2 separate regions of the Mus musculus genome follow, and region 1 is linked to region 2. A link is a loop called in an ENCODE intact Hi-C map of the cell type or tissue named here. Cell type or tissue: left cerebral cortex. All regions are shown on one strand. Links, peaks and the distances in the headings refer to the core of each region. The heading gives the core; the rest is flanking DNA.

What was found. A loop is a pair of places that touch in the nucleus more often than their neighbours do. Peaks named below come from ENCODE experiments on the same cell type or tissue, not always from the same donor. Only the 100,000 strongest peaks of a DNase experiment are listed, where the experiment ranks them.
Region 1: a loop joins it to region 2, with 2.7 times the contacts of the local background. A loop is called at or near these places in 2 of 42 quality-filtered maps.

The regions. Positions count from the first base shown.
Region 1 is chr10:25,146,004-25,154,341 of GRCm38, reverse strand. Gm36313 (a long non-coding RNA gene) reads left to right here and starts at 202. Exons shown (of 4, transcript XR_380207.3): 1 at 202-3,748; 2 at 6,505-6,619; 3 at 8,244-8,338. In left cerebral cortex, for the core only: no CTCF peak of the experiment used is centred there; DNase peaks (open chromatin) are centred at 2,714 and 3,383; H3K4me3 peaks cover 306 bases; H3K27ac peaks cover 1,282 bases.
Region 2 is chr10:25,194,923-25,203,260 of GRCm38, reverse strand. All of the region lies in intron 7 of Akap7 (A kinase (PRKA) anchor protein 7), which reads left to right. Among named protein-coding and RNA genes, the nearest start is that of Gm36313, 45 kb to the right of the region's middle. In left cerebral cortex, for the core only: CTCF peaks have their summits at 3,104 and 3,610; DNase peaks (open chromatin) are centred at 3,906, 4,167, 4,479, 4,975 and 2 more places; H3K4me3 peaks cover 3,109 bases; H3K27ac peaks cover 2,680 bases.

The sequences.
Region 1 (8,338 bases), core at 223-8,222, 49 kb after region 2:
AAATTAGGAGATCACCCCCTCCTCTCTCTCTCTCTTTCTCTCTTTCTCCTCTCTCCCCTCTTTCTCTCTTTTCCCTCTTCTCTGCCCTTCTACCCGCTTCGCCGCCTCTCTACTTCTGCACAATAAACCTCTCTCACGTGGAACCACCTTGGCCTGGTCTGCTGTTTGGTTTACCCGCTCAATATATATATATATGTATGTATATATATATATATAGCTAGATATTAATTAATTCATAAAAAATTGCAAACGGCAAAAGAAAGGAAAAAAAGAAAGAAAGAAAGAAAGAAAGAAAGGAAGGAAGGAAGGAAGGAAGAAAGAAAGAAAGAAAGAAAGAAAGAAAGAAAGAAAGAAAGAAAGAAGCTAAAGAGAGCAGTGGTGGTGTGGGTGGGGATAGTAATGCTAGTCCACCTCAGATACTTTGACAACATGACTTCATTGATATATACTAATGCGACAGACTCAGGGGCTCTAGTTAGCCTGCACATGTCAAACATGGCTCTGGCTGGCCTTGCCCTTCTCTCCTATTCCCTCTGCCTTGCTAAAAACTCTTAGATTACATTCCTTGAGCTGATTACCAAGGTCTATCCCCTTGTTTGGCCACTGTCTTAGTCAGGGTTTCTATTCCTGCACAAACATCATGACCAAGAAGCAAGTTGGGGAGGAAAGGGTTTATTCAGCTTACACTTCCATACTGCTGTTCATCACCAAGGAAGTCAGGACTGGAACTCAAGCAGGTCAGGAAGCAGGAGCTGATGCAGAGGCCATGGAGGGATGTTCTTTACTGGCTTGCTTCACCTGGCTTGCTCAGCCTGCTGTCTTATAGAACCAAGACTACCAGCCCAGAGATGGTCCCACCCACAAGGGGCCTTTCCTCCTTGATCACTAATTGAGAAAATGCCTTAGAGCTGGATCTCATGAAGGCATTTCCTCAACTGAAGCTCCTTTCTCTGTGATAACTCCAGCTGTGTCAAGTTGACACAAAACTAGCCAGTACAGCCACTTCCTCTTTTCAAGGTTCAACTATCAAAGTGTGCCAATACTTGAGTTTGGCAATTAAAAGCCCCCCCTTTGACTCCTCTAATTAACATGACCAATTAAAATTAAACACCTGATCCTAACGTGGAGTTTCTGCTTTTACCTTTATAAATTGTCTGCCACCTCTCTCTCTGGAGGCTGTCCTTTGCCCCCTTTCCCTTCTCTTCCTATTTCCCCTCATTCTGTCTCCTGTTTTTGTATCTTATTTCTGGCCCTTTGTCCTTCTGGAACAAATAAATCTCCTTGTGCTGAGAACTTGACCTTGGGATATCTTGCAGTTTCCTGCACAAAGCACCTCTCAAAACCACGGAAGTAATGAAATAATGATGCTTCTTTTAACTCCTCCCCTCTCCTGTATTCTCCCTCCTCCTCCTCTGTCAGGTTGAGAATTGAACTCCCTGCATGCTGAGAAACCATTCCTTTTGAAGAGGAAAAAAGTGAAGGGGGGAAAAAGAGGAGAATATATATATGGTAAGTTTTACCTTTTGGTAAAAGAAAACAAAAATGTCTGACTTTTTATTATCCTTTCAGTTATAAATTTAAAAACAGTGGCCCCCAAACATGGAGAAAAGAAGCCGAAGGAAGCCAGGGAGATGGAAACATTGAAAGGTCAAGGCAAGGGCAGATTACTTCCGTTTGAGCTCTAGGTTTTATGTATGTGGTATTGAAAGCTTACCTGACCTGGAAGCACATGATCTGAGCTCTATTTCTTAGATATGAGGCATTGGAGAGCCTAGCAGACCCAGAAGTAACACCACTGTACTGATGCCAGAAATAAGGCTGCACTAACATGCTAATGATGCTGACATGACGGTGCCAACAGTAGTACTAATGGAGACTGGATGTGGGATGCTCCACATCAGCTTATGAAACTTGAGTTCTTTCACTTGTTCTAACACATAAAAGGAATACTTATGATTTTATTTTATTTTATTTTTTTAAGAAAATAAGCCTAAAGGAATAAGTCAGAAAAGCCCAGAATGTCAAAAGGCACCACCAAAATGTTACCTTTTCCCTACAGGTGACAAAAGCAATGTGTATTCTTCTTGTGGATTGCCCTGGTGCTGTTTGCATTTTGAGGCTAATTCCACTTCCCTAAGAGGGGCTTCCTGGCACTAAGGAGTGAACCCTGTACTCAGGTGACTTCATGTGAACCTTCTGCCCATTTTAACTTGTAAAAAATAAAGGCTAGAGCCAGTGATTGGGCAGTGGAAGAGAGGGTGGAGCTGAAAAGTTTGAGGGAGAAGGAGGAAGAAGAGAGGAAGGAGAGCGAAGAAGGAAGAAGGGGTTGAAGGAAACTGGAGCAGAAGCATGTGACATGGCTCCCTTCGAAGTGCCCAAGGGATTACTCCTACCTCCCATTTAACCAATACATTCTCTTTGCTGCTGAGTTCTGCTTTTTCATATACTGAACACCAGTTTTTAGGAAAGGGAGTAGTGGTGTGCTTTGGAATGTCTATCGAGGTAAGCATTTTGGACAGATGGATCAATAGTTGCAGAGTAAATAAAGAGCAATCTCTATTTCCAGCTCTGTCTTACTCTTACACACACACACACATACACACACACACACACACACACACACACACACACACACACACGCCCACACGCACACGCCCACACGCACATGTACGTCCTAGTGTAGGGGATGGCTGCTTGCAATTTTAGATGAGATAGCTAGGGAGCAATTTGCAAATTGGTCTACTGTTGGTGATTTTCACTGGTGTGCTTCCATGAAGCAGCAGATGTGTTGTGGGATGAGGAAGATGGGCCACTCAGCCCAGATAATAGCTGTGTGAAAACCTGCTTGCTTTATTCAAAGGACTAATATCAGACTATTTGAGTGGATCAAGTTTGCCAGTGGGCTCAATTCTGTGCTTCCTGCTGTTTTCTTTAAAGTATACCAGAATTACAAATGGTTTTGCTTTCAGTTTTAATTTTCTGTTCCATTTCCTTTGAGGTCGACCAGTTCTCTCTTTGTGATTTAAAGCTGCATGTCTGGAAGTATGAAAAACTCATAGTCCAGAAGAGCTGTGGAATGACTGACTGGTCGGAGCATGGAATTCTGCACATCACCACTGCTGTGCTGCAGTGGTGCAAAACCCTTTCCTGTTTGGCCTTTTCAGCTAACACGGTACCAATTCTGAAGAACTAGTCTGAGCCTCAGTGGGCAAATAAATTTAACTCTACTCTGAGTAACCCCCTTTTGAAGCAGATAATGTTAGAATGAAAGATATATTTTGAATGGCATAGATTTGACAGCCACTATAGCAATAGGAGGTAACTGTTCTCCATGCTCTTATGACACATTGAATATATTCTCCTAATGCTAGTACCGCTCCTGTTTTTTTTTTCTGGAGTGTCTTAGCGGCCTCTGTCCACAAAAAGCTCAGCAGATGTGTGAATAAATATGCATGAATTGCAGTTTTCTCATGTTTATGGTACCAAAAATCAAATGCACATAGCTTTTTGAACAAAGGTTTGGGACTATAGTCTGCTGTAAAAATAAGGTAGACATTTGTCAGCTTATATCTCCTAAATACACAAGGTCAGGATTCGGCTTATTCTCATCTCCACCCTCACCCCACCTCCCACCCCCCTTCTTTTTTCTCTGCTAGAGAACTTCATAACCATCTACTTCTGAGGGCCTGTGACTACCATGAGTCTGCCCTTCTCCTCTGGAAATGCTAGAGTGAGCTCCATGACAAAGGTAGAAAAACATGCAATCTACAAAATATAATGCTTTCCCTTTGGGTTGTGTTGCATTTCTGTGGTTGTTTGTCACATAAGCGGGTCATGTTGGTCCCACCTCAGCAACAAGCACACATTATCATCTGTATGTCCAAACACACTGCATGTGGACTCAATGTCGCTTTTCTAGCCACTGGGGTTTGGTGATGTCAGCCTGTACTCTCCACTGTTTGGGCAACTGAGGAAGGGCAACATGTTTAAGTTCTTCCTAAGTGACAGAGTGAGTTCAAGCCTGGCCCAGGCAGCTATTGTCTAAGCTTGGTTTTTTGTTTTTGTTTTTTTGCTGATGAGAAATCGGATGTTGTTATTCTGCAGGGTTTGCTCTTGCAGGCAAGTTGATATGTTCTTAGATGTTAATACTGCCTGTTTGCTTTGCACGTCTGACATTTTTGACTATAGTATGGTATGGATAGAATGATTTGTTTCTGCTCATGTTGACTGTGGTTATAAAAGACTCTCGTGTCTAGATGCCTTTTTCATTCTGTGCATTTGGGGACTTGTCTGCTATCTTCCCAATGAATAAATTCTGTTTCTTTTAGTGTTTTAAAACCTCAGTTAAATTGTTGAATTTGTCTTTCATGTTGGTAACCTTTTTATCCATGTGGTTGATTTTCTCATTGACTTTGTTGACTCTTTCTGGGCTATAGCAGGCTTTCCTCTCCATGTCTTCCATTAATTTCCTCTGATTGTTTATGTTCTCTGAGGATGGAGATAATTTTTACCAGCAAATTGAAGTCTTCATCCTGTATGTTATCATTTCATTATCTTCAGTTTGAATTGAAGAATTATGATCCCATGGTGGAATAATGCTGCCTTTCCAGGTGTCTTGGGTTTCTATGCTGAAATGTTTACATCTCATTGGGTATTTATCTGATTTTATTTGAGGATCTTAACTATCAACCTACTCTTGGGAGTTCAGTCTTCAGTGCCACCCAGAGAGGGAACAACAAATTGCTGCAACAGCAATAGCGTCCAATGTTGCAAGGCATAGAAATCCACTTAAAACTGATAAATACCCATAAATTTTCACTAACGATAATAAACCTAAGGTAGAAAAACTACTATAAAATGTGATATTATTAAGGGCAAGTGTGGAGAGAGTCAATGAATGAAATAAAGGAAGGAGGCAGAGAAGGAGAAGTCATGGGGAAAAAGCTAAATAAATGAAAGGAAAATGAGACAAGTGAAGAAGATGCTGTCTGCTCAGCATTAGATGGTGAGATGGAGCCTGTGCAATGGCAAAACCATAAACCAAAAGGAATGTTGAGAAAAAGGCAGTCCAAGTGGATTTTGTTCACAGATGATGTGATTGTATAGATGGAAGTTCCTATAGACTTCTTATAGCTTACAGGATCAGTGAGAACTTAGCAAGGTCATAGGACAAAAGGTCAGGGTATAAAATGAATTGTCTCTTTAGTGTTTTATCAATGAGAATTGGATCAAAATATTAAAAACTGTTTGAAATAGCATCCCCAAACATGGACAATTTAGAAAATATATCACATATACTTGAGTTGCAGGGTGAACATTATAAAGCATTACTGAAAGACATGAAAGAAGTCCTAACCAAATTGAGAGCAAAATCAAGTTTATGAGATAGAAGGGTCAATGTTTTGTAGATATCAGTTTTCCCCAAATTGACCTATGGGTTCAGTGCATCCTTGTAGGCAGTTTGCTTTCTCTTTAGGCAGGAGATAACTGCCCTAGAGATGCCCAGCCTTCCATCCTATGAGCTTAAGTTACATGCACAACATGGCATTTTCACTTATTCTCTCTCATTCAATTTGGTATTTGGAAGCATTTTTATCTAGTTGGAATATTGTCATTGATACAAAAGGTGATGATCTTTTAAAATCAAATATTGTAAGATTTTTCTGGCTTCAGTAGAAACCATTGAAGACCCCCCAAAAGATGAGTGACCTGGTAGCAAGTGTCCATGTGAGCTGTTTCAGGTCATTTGGAGCTATGATCAAACTTACATTTATTCTTCCTTTTTATAAAATGTATCCAAAAAAAGGTGGATCATGGTCACACCTGTGGTAACCCAGTGCTTCAGTTACAGCTCTTAGCAAGGGAGTTTATAATATTGGTTTTGTTCTCTGGGCTCTCACTTTCCAGATGGTTGCCCATGGCCCAGAGGAATCCCTGGGACACCTATTAGAAGTACAGAACCCAAACTTTATTTACCTCATCTGTATTTTAGGAAGATTCATGCAGGATTCTTACAGGTTTTTAAATTTTGGTTTTTCATATAATGTCCCCTGCTAGTCTGGCCTGGCAGACCCTGTTCTAGGAAGGAAATATTAGAAACAATGACAATGTCATGTGCTCACCTGGATGGCTTTCTTCTGGATCAGCACACATCAAATTATAAATAATTTTGACTCTACTTTCCCTTGACAAGATTGAGAAACAAAAAGATTATTCTTACTGAACATATTCTAGAAGTTTTAGAAGCTTTGCATTTTGGAGATAATATCAAATGCCAAACACAAGCTTACACACTTAAATATAAATTATATATGCCTTGAGGAAGGCAGCACATAAAATTGAGAAATAGAGAAGGCAAGTAATCTGAAGATATGCCTTTTGATTTAGTTAGGACCATTTAAGACTTTTCTCAAACTAGATTCGCTTATCCCCCTTTCCCTTATTCATGCCTTTGTTTCTTTATCCCTTTATTAAATGCCTACCATGTATACGATGCTATTTCAGATATGACCTTGGAAGTGGAGATGGACATGGTCTTAGCTTTTGGGAAGGTTTACAGTCTAGAAGGATGGGCCTCAAAGCATGATGAACTATGATAGAGCCATGTCAGGCCCCAGAGGTAAGAAACTTTACCTTGTTAAGACCATGTTCATCAGGGGCTCAACTGAGCAAATAAGTCTTGGATTAAACATGGAAAGATGCATTGTGAAGGAGATGACAATTAAAAAAAAAACTCATGCGTTGATAACGTCCATTTATACAAAATAATGTGTGAGTGTGTGAGTATCCATGATGAGCTTTACAGACATAGAAAGAGTCATGAAAGAACAGCCACCAGAATGTTCGTGGTGCTACCTCAGGGTGGCTGAGATGCCAAACATGGGGGATGAGTAGGTCTTTAAGGAAAACATGTGCACTACAAGAGACAAATCTAAGAATCTCTCTCCATTCCTTAATGAATAATATATACCTTTGTAAATAAACCATTTTGAGAGTGTGACTTATTTCCTGATTCTCATGTCAACCTTCTAAGTTTGGAAATATATATACACACACATACATGTATATATGCATATTCAGTTACAGCTCTTAGCAAGGGAGTTTATAATATTCCCAAACATATATATATTCCCAAACACACACACATATATGTGTGTGTATATATATATCTATATGCGTGCGCACACACACACACACACACATATATATATATATATATATATATACACAAACAAACATACATACATGTATATGTGTATGTATATGTGTATCTGCTTTGGGAGATACCCTGTTTAACAATACCCTGTGGCAAATCAGCATATGGTATAAAATAATGTCTCTTTTTTTCCTGTTAGAATTTACCATACAGTGCAGCACCCAGCAAAGCACGGTGGTTTATCATTATCCATGTTTTACAGTTGTAAGTCAGGATGTGAGGTTAAGTGACTGGCATAAAGATACAGAGTAAGTTTGCAGAGACCTGGAGACTCAATATTCGTTCCCTCAAGTTCCATTCCACCTGAGCTGATTTATTACCGTTAGGTCACGTCACCAACATCGCCCAGTTCCCAGGCACAGGATGGGGATTTGTCCAGGAGTAGTCGATTCAGTAGATCATTTCCCTTCACTTTTTTTTTAATATTTAATTTTAATTTATTTTATGTTCATTGGTGTGAGGGTGACAGATCCTCTGCAACTGAATTTACAGACAGGTGTGAGCTGCCATGTGGGTGCTGGGAATCGAATCCTGGTCTCCTGGAAGAGTAGTCAGTGCTCTTAACCACCGGGCTACCTCTCCCGCCTCATCCCCTTCATTCATTTCTTCTCTGTGAATGTCACCATTTCCTGCAGACCTTTGGAATATGAACTGAGTTTTATTCTTCAGTCTCTAAATTGCCTTTCCCTTTCTCATTGGTTTCATAAGCTTGGTGAAGACTAGGAAAGTTTTACAGCACCATATCCTCCGTAGTGCCATGCACCTTATCCTGCAAATACGGACAGCCGCACAAGAGGCGGCTGAGTGAGCAAATGGGTGGAAGAATGAATGAGTGGATGAGAAATGCGGCGTTACGTTTAACAGCATTTGGACAGACAATAATGAAAGCAGAAAATCAGAATTAAAGCCACAGATCTGAGACAGAACTCTGCTGCTTAGCTTAAAAGCAAGATCTTGAGATACAGATTTCCAGCAAACAGTACTGCAGAGCCCAATTTAGACCTCTTGTCTGGGTTTCTCTTTATAGATGGCACCTGGCAGACTCCACATTCGGAACTCCCATTTCTGCACCGAAGCAAAGCAGCCGGGGGAACAGACAGTGACTGCGAATGTGAGATCAGT
Region 2 (8,338 bases), core at 86-8,085:
ATTACGGGATCCTCCGGTAGTACTATGTCCAATTTTCTGAGGAACAACCAGACTGATTTCCAGAGTGGTTGTACAAGCTTGCAATCCCACCAACATCTGCTGTCACCTGAATTTTTGATCTTAGCCATTCTGACTGGTGTGAGGTGGAATCTCAGGGTTGTTTTGATTTGCATTTCCCTGATGATTAAGGATGCTGAACATTTTTTTCAGGTGCTTCTCAGCCATTTGGTATTCCTAGGGTGAGAATTCTTTGTTTAGCTCTGAGCCCCATTTTTAATGGGGTTATTTGATTTTCTGGAGTCAAGCACCTACCTTAAGTTACTCCGTGGGGTTTTATCTTTTTTTTTTTTTTATTTTGTGGTTTATTCACCATTTCTTTTATCACTTTAGCTTTTTGTTTGTTGTGATGGTGTCTACCTATGTTGCCCAGGCTTCTCTAAATTCAAGATCCTCTTGCCTCAGCTTTTGAAGCACTCAGATCCTAGACCTGTGCCACCATATTCAGCCAGCTTAGCTCACTCTGGGTGTCTGTGGAGATGCCTGTAAGGTCATATAACCCTTTGTAGAACATTCTTACAGATACTAGTCCTTAGCCATAGACACATTTTCAGTGCTGTACTCATAATTAGAAACTCACAGGGTTTTGGAAGCAGTGGGGGTATTTAATAAAGTCGAGCTGGTGACATTCACCATAAAGCTGTCCCCCTCTGGATAGTGATTTTTGAGTTAAGGGGCCTTGTATTTGGAGATAGGGCTCAACCTGAGAAAACTGTCAGAGGGGCAGGCAGGATTGCTAGCTGATCCTACAAACTCTGAGGTACATATAGACAGTCATTCTGTTCTCTTCTTCCTTACTCCCCTGCACTTTCTACTTTGCAATGATATTTTTAGAACTTGAAAATAAATTTATCAGTGAAGCTACTCAGATTCTGACAGGTTAATCTTTCATGGTTGTAAACACCCAACAGATCTTGCATTCAAACTTACAGCTTTATGATTCTAAAGGTCATGTCGGGTCTGGGGGGTGACTCAGTTGTTAAAGTGCAGTGTGTTGTGCAGTGTGAGGCTCAGATTCTTAGAACTCAGCACGGTCTGCTTACTAGTCATCTGAGGTCCAGGGGCTGAAGAGATAACTGAGTGGTTATCTGCTCTTCCAGAGGTCCTGAGTTCAAGTCCCAGCAACCACATGGTGGCTCACAACCATCTGTAATGGGATCGGATGGCCTCTTCTGGCATGTAGGTACACATGCAATTAAAATAAAAAGAGTTTTCTATATAGTACTACTTTAAAGAGTATTTTACAATTACACACAACAATCTTATTTCTTAGTTTAAAGTTTTGCCTCATGCATTGAAGAACCTGAAAGAAAACAGTGGAATAGTTTAAATAAGCCAGTAAGCTGTGAACTGACAGACTGGTTCTGACAATGAAATATGACTTAAAGAATAGCACTGTTTAATATAATATAATATAATATAATATAATATAATATAATTAATATAACATGTAACCAACAGAGTGCTCCCTTAAAATACAGGCAAACTAAGCATTATATTTTTACTATAAAATACTCCAAAAAAGGGAAATCCACTTAAGGATATGTAATGTTTCAAATATTAGTTTTAATTATGTAGAGAGACCTAGGAATTTCACTTAGTAAATGTATGCTTTTATTGCATAGACCTTTGCAGTATTTCTAATCTTGCAAATTGAAATACTTGAAGTGTATATTATGTACCCTGTGAGCCATAGAAATAGCTTATATCACTTGATATGCTCTAAAAGTTCTCAAGATGTGTATAAAACTTAAGAGCATCAAAATTCTGGCCTAGTATAGTGGGTCACATTTCCAGTCCCGGCTACTAGAGTGGCTGAAGCAGAAGGACCACTGGTTTAACTCACCTGGGCTGCAGAGTTCAGGATCTACCTGTCTAATAGAGACACTCTGTTTCTCCCTTCAAAGGAGAGGGGCGGGGCAGAGAAGCAGGGCTTGCATAGCATCCCTCAAGCCAGTCACCAGCGTTGTTAACTTCTGTATGAAAAGGCTATTGAAAGTATATTCTACTGCAGGCCAGCTTTTTGTTTTTAGCACAACACCTAGAATCTGTAAGATGGATGAATTTCTTATCCTGCACGGTACACTCTCCTGGTCTGTGTGCTATGTTCAAATCCACTGGGAAATTTCCATCTTGTTTCCCTCTCACTGCAGTGACTGACTGATTGATTGAGGTGTGGGGCTCACTAGGTCATATGGGAGAGAAGGAAGAAGCTGAAGCAGGCTTTCTTTCGTATAGTGTCAACCGTAGATGGCCACACCCCGAATCAGACCACAGCTTTTAAACAACTCCAGGAAGCCCATTATGTTCTCGTGAATCTCAGATGATATCATGAGTCTTGAAATGAGTAGTTTTGCTGCCCTTGAATTTGGCAGTCACCTTGTGGCTTCTGTCAGAATGATCCCCTTACCTCTGATCTAGCGCTCTGCGTTGTGTCTAGAGCCGTGGTTATTTTCTATGCCACTAAGATGTTGGATGCTACAATTTCAAATGTCATCATGTTGACTAATGATTTAATAAGAGAACGAGGGAGTATTAAAAAAAGATCCGGAACTTATGGACAATATGTGTAAAGTGCAGGTAACAGTTGATTCCAGCCTCCCCCACCCATTTCTATTGTTTTACAGTTTGTTGGGTATTTAATGGCACTTGAGACAAGTAGAATTTATTGAAAGAAGTGGAATTTATAGCGTTCTGCTGTGCCGTGTTCTCTGTATACAAGGCGACAAACAAAAGTATGTTGGGCAGCTCTTCCTGTTTAAATAGCAGAGAGAAACGATGGCTTTAAAAAAAAAAAATCCTGGTTTGAATTTCCATGTAATTCCGTGTAATTGCTGCATTGGTCTGTGTGGGTGAAGACTCGGTTTTCTCCTTTACCTTCTTAAAGACACATGTTGACACGTGGTCCTCATCTCAGGGCGGTCAGGGCTCGGGTGCTGGGAGAATTGGGCGAGCATATGGCCACTTCCCTCGCCAGTGCGTCCCGGAGCAGTCGCTGGAACTGGAGGGCCAGGAGGAGGAGCCTTTTCTGAGGCTGTAAGCTCCCTTCTCTTTCTCTCGGCGGTGCTGCGCTGAGCTCCCGGCTGCAGGCGGCGGCCAGGCAGACCTTGGTGTAGCCGCAGCCTCCCGGTGGGGTGCCCGCCAGGAACACCGGGACCATGGGCCAGCTTTGCTGCTTCCCTTTCGCCAGAGACGAGGGCAAAATCTGTAAGTAAGGCGCGGAAACCATGGTGTGCCTCTACTGTGGAGGTTGCCTTAGGGTTAGCTTTGGGCTTTCCCCTTGGGAATCAGAAGGAAGAAACAGAGCTGTGATTCTCAACTGTGCATCTAATGCAGGTGTGAAAGTCGGTGATAGGTTGACACCAGAAACTCGTTTCTGATTGTCCTCTGCTGATAATCTATGGCACTATCTATCTAGCTCAGAGTTTAGTTTTGAGTTTCTTTAAATAATTGCATTCGGTTCATCCGTTGTACAAGCCAGAGCCCCTTCCTCGGAGCTGAAACTGGCAAGCTTTGGGAGCAACACCCAGTCATTGCATGCAGGGGTGCTGTTGGTTCCGAAATGAGGCTGACTAGATGTTTGCAGATACTTTCACGTGTCCTGTGGCCTCCGCTTTGTTCTTGCAGGAGGGTTCAGGTATATCCATAAAGCCACACCAAACGAGTGGTGCTTCTTTGCCTCTCAGCAAAAGCTGGGTGAAAAACACTCCAAATATTGTGTATTATTTTTGAGCAAATATTGGGCAGATTCTGCACCTGTTTCTGGACCATAAAGAGTTCGAGTGGGGGTGTGTGCATCTAAAGACTGCCCTCGGGAGCTTGCATGCATTGACTTAACGTTGTAGCTCCTGTGTAGGCTGCTGTCTTCAGAATTAGTGTGAACGAGCTGTCTTAGTTAGGCTCCTTACTCTGAAACAGGGAATTTTTTTTTTTGCTTCCCTTCAGATGAAATCTTTCCAGTCATACCTCTGAATTTGCAGTCATATATCTGTCATACCAGGGTGTGATTCTCACTTAAGTGGGTTCACAGAATTTCCTATCTAGCTCAGATACTCCAAGAGCCCCATCTGGGTTTTGTTTCCTGATGTTCCCCAGGAACTGAGCAGAGCAGATATAAGAAGTCAGCGGTTATTCTATGCCCGTTACTCCCCTGGGAGTCCAGTCAGTGTTCCTAAGAAATCTTCAGGTAGGGCTTTGGAATAAACATCGACAGACTTTGGAACATTGAGCTCATAACAAGAGTCAATAGATGTCTGTAGATCTTCCTTATGAAAGTGACACTGTGCATCATGACAGACCTGCTCTTACAACCGGAGACACACCGCCCACTTTCTAAGATCAAGCATAATCGTTCACCGGGCAGCGGGGTGCTTCCTGGATGTGTCGGAATGACTTATCTGTAGTTCTGGAGATCTGGGCGCATGGCTTCACTTTCTGGAGGGCACCCCTATCTGAAAAGCCTTGGTGTAGACAGATGCGAGGACAGGACTTCCGGCCTTAGCCCTGCCTCTGCCCCTGTTTCTCTGTGTGGGTTTTCCTTGCCTGGGTTTGCTTTTGCCCTTGACTGTGAACTGCCTTCCTGGCTCTGCAGAAGTCGAGTTCCCGGGTAGTGAGTGCAGCGAGGTGCTTGGGTTCTGTCTTTGTCGTCTGGGACTGCTGCAGAGGGAACTCTTGCATTTCTAGACACAGTGCTTCTAATTTTGGTTTATGGGGAGTTCTCTGTAATGCTCTTTGGGTTCTCTCTTTCTGAAAATTGAACTTTCCCAAAGGTAAAGGAGAATGGCATGGTGTGTCTGAAGGAATCACCCAATCCAGGAATACAGCGCCCATGCATTCACACCCTGCTCCCTCTCCACACGAACTCCAGCCGGCCCCTGGCTTACACATTCCTTCCACGCCATTCTTTCTCCTACCTCTGGTTTTGTTATGACTTCATCCCCGCCCCCATTTACGTACCCCATGCACACATACATTCCTGTCGAAGTCCAAGCTGCTGATAGTGCTTGCCTAATAAAACTTATCCAGTTAGGGGTGGGTGTCAAAAAGGGGGCGGAGATTTCATTACCTGGTATGTCTCAAGAAGAGCATAAGTCAGCACTGACCGGACATATCCAGTCTTTAAGTTGCATTGGGAATGTGTTTTTAAAAGCCACAAAAGACATGTGAGAGGTACAGAATCATTTTGCTCCAGTCATTGGATTATACAGTAACACCCAACGATGCAGATGTGGTTTCTTGTAGGGTTCCCAGATACTTAGTAGCCTTGTTAGCCTGCTTCAAGTCTCCTGCTCTTTGTATATCTGCCAGGGGCAGAGCACAAGAGTGCTCATGTCCATGACCCAGCCTCCTAATTCTGTCACAAAGGGTCATGGCTCTCCTCTGCTCTTCCAGAGGGTGGCTCAAATCAGAGAGAATCCAGTGGGATGTTAGTGAATAGTTATATTTGTGGGTATCATTCTCAAAACACAGGTGAGTTGGAAAATCCATCTTCTGCAGACCTACAGAGACTCAGCCAGGATAGATCCAGCGGGCCAAGGGGTAAGAGTCAAGTGGGACCTCCGCTCCTGCTGGTTTATCCTGCTTTGGCCCTTTGGTGGTGGTGGTGGTGGGTGGCAGGGACTCTGATTTAATTGATTCATTAGTGCTACCATGTTAATCTGTTAATAGCAAACAGAACAATTCTCTTATCAACCAATTCTAAAGGGCCCAAGTTCATGCTGAAAATGAACTTTGCATACCTGGAAGGTAGTGGAGCTCACTGTGGCTTGGGCATCAGTTAACAAATGGAAGCAGCAAAACTGTTTTTACTTGAATCCCAGTGCTTGAACACCCCCTCCCCCAAGTTTGATATTTTTAAATTTTGGACTAAAGTAAGTAGAATACTGAGAATTAGTTGATGATCTGTAGAAAATGAGATTTTTATATCCTGTGTAGAATATTCCTGACACTAAGGTTATAGCAGATGTCCTAGCGATACCAAGTGCTGTAGCTGTTCATCAATATAGCTCTTTCTGAATCCTTTCTAGACCTTTTCCCCTTTGGATTTCCTGGTTTTTAGTACTCTGGAAGGAATGTCCATGAATAAAAGCATCAAGGCAAAAGGTGCACTGAGCAACATTTAATACGTTACTAAGAGAGCCTCAGTGGAGATCTGGGAGGTAGACACTTCTATAACTAATCCCTCAGCATTCCTGTTGTTGTTTTCCCAGCAAACACTTTCTTGTTCTGAAGCACTCTGTGTAAAAAGGACAGGTGAGTGGTCACAGAAGGTATGAGCTGCCTCCTGAGGCAGGTCCCCTTTCACCGCAAGTGTGCATGCATAGGATGGCAGCCTTGTTAGGGACGTTACAGGGGCACTGGGCATCAAAGCCATGTGTTGACAGTTCAGCTATTAGCATTCTATGATGCTGCTCGTCAGTTCTCTACACATGCGGGCTTCGTGGTTGTATTTCGTGTGTGTGCTCTGTCTCTTCACATGGCTGTCCAGTACCTAAAGTTAAGAACATGTTGTGTATCCCTGTAATTGCAGCAGGCCCTGCACATGGTGTCCCCTGACTGTAGACATGTTGTGAGTTCTTGTCAGTGAAGAGGAGGCTACTGATTTCCTGTTAGGCTATGCACATGGCAGCATTTGCTATGACTAAGGTTAAGAACTACTGTGGATAGGGGTGTGGCTTAATGTTTAAGAGCACATGCTGTTCTTTGTTTTTATTGAAAATAGATCTTTTTTCATACCCTATGTTTCCCCTCCCCCAGCTCCTTTCGCTTCCTCTTCACTTTCCCTCCCATCTGGATCCATACCCTTCCTGTCTCTCATTCAAAAACAAACCGCATCTAAGGAATAATAACAAAATAAAACAAAACAAAAACAAACATCTTGGAATAGGACAAAGCAAACAGAAGAAAAGGCATAAGGAACACAGACAGATGCACAGACACACTCATTCACACACACACACACACACATAGCAGTCCTATAAAAGGACAAAAATGGGAGCCATATTTATACAAGAGGACCAGTAAGGCTAAGGGGAATGCCCAGATACAAACAAACAAATGGGAGCCTTCTGGAGGCAAGGGGCTGCAGATGCCATGGAGTTCATTTTGTGACGGCCATCTACCTCTGTGTCTGGGACCTACCCTTAAGTGTGATTTGTTTTCCCAGTGAGAGTCTCTTGGAGAAAACTAATTTTTAACTTGTAAGTGGTTATCGGTTGGAGATAGCTTTCGGGGGCAGTATGAGAGCATGTGTCCGTGTCTCCTCTCAGCTTAGAAGTGCTGCAGTCTCTGTGAGATCATGTATAGGTACATACTGTTCTTACTGAAGACCCCAGTTTGGTTCCCTGTCTCAACACTGGGTAGCTTCTAACTGCCTGTAACTTTAGTTCCTGGAAATTCTAATAACTCTAGCCTCTGAAGGCACTGAACTCATGTGTACATACCCAGCCGTCTTACATACAGGTAAAAATAAATCTATACATAACAACAATAAAGACCAATACCCTTAAACTCCGAATACACACAAATAATAAAATAATATTTCTTTAACCAACCAACCAACCAACCAACCAACCAATCAAAAACTCCTATGGGGCTGGAGAGATGGCATAGCAACTAAAAGCACTTGCTTTTTTAGAGGATCAGAGTTTAAATCCTAGGTCCTAAGCTTCAGTGACTCCAGTGCCCTCTTATGGCCTTTATGGGCACAAACACATGTGGCATTCATGCACACAGACACAAAAATATAAAAATCTTTCTAAAAAGCATTATGATTTCCCCCCATTTGCCTCTTAGTGCCAAAAGGCTAGGGGCTACAAGAATCAATCGAAGATTGCTTTTAAAAATCTTTCTTCCAAGCTGGGCATGGTGGCATACACCTTTAATCCTAGCATTTTGGAGGCAGAGACAGGCTAATCTCTGAGTTCAAGGCCAGCCTGGTCTACAGAGTGAGTTCCAGGACAGCCAGGGCTACACAGAGAAATCCTGACTTGAAAAACAAAATCAAACAAATGCAAACAAACACAATTTCTCTTCCTTCTCTGCTGCCTTCTCTTTCCCATCCCTACCTCCACTTTGGTTTAACTTTTTGGATGCCTGCCATCTGCCAGGTACTGTGCCAGGGTTATGTTCAAAGTGTTCATGAAGATCAATTATTAAATATATGCTCCTAGCTGCCCTGTTTCTGAGGGAAAGTTATTGACAGCCAGAGAAGTGGGGACTATCTCAGTTATTGTCCTCTGGAGTACTGGGGCTGAAGCTGGCCGAAAGCCTGGGTCCCAGA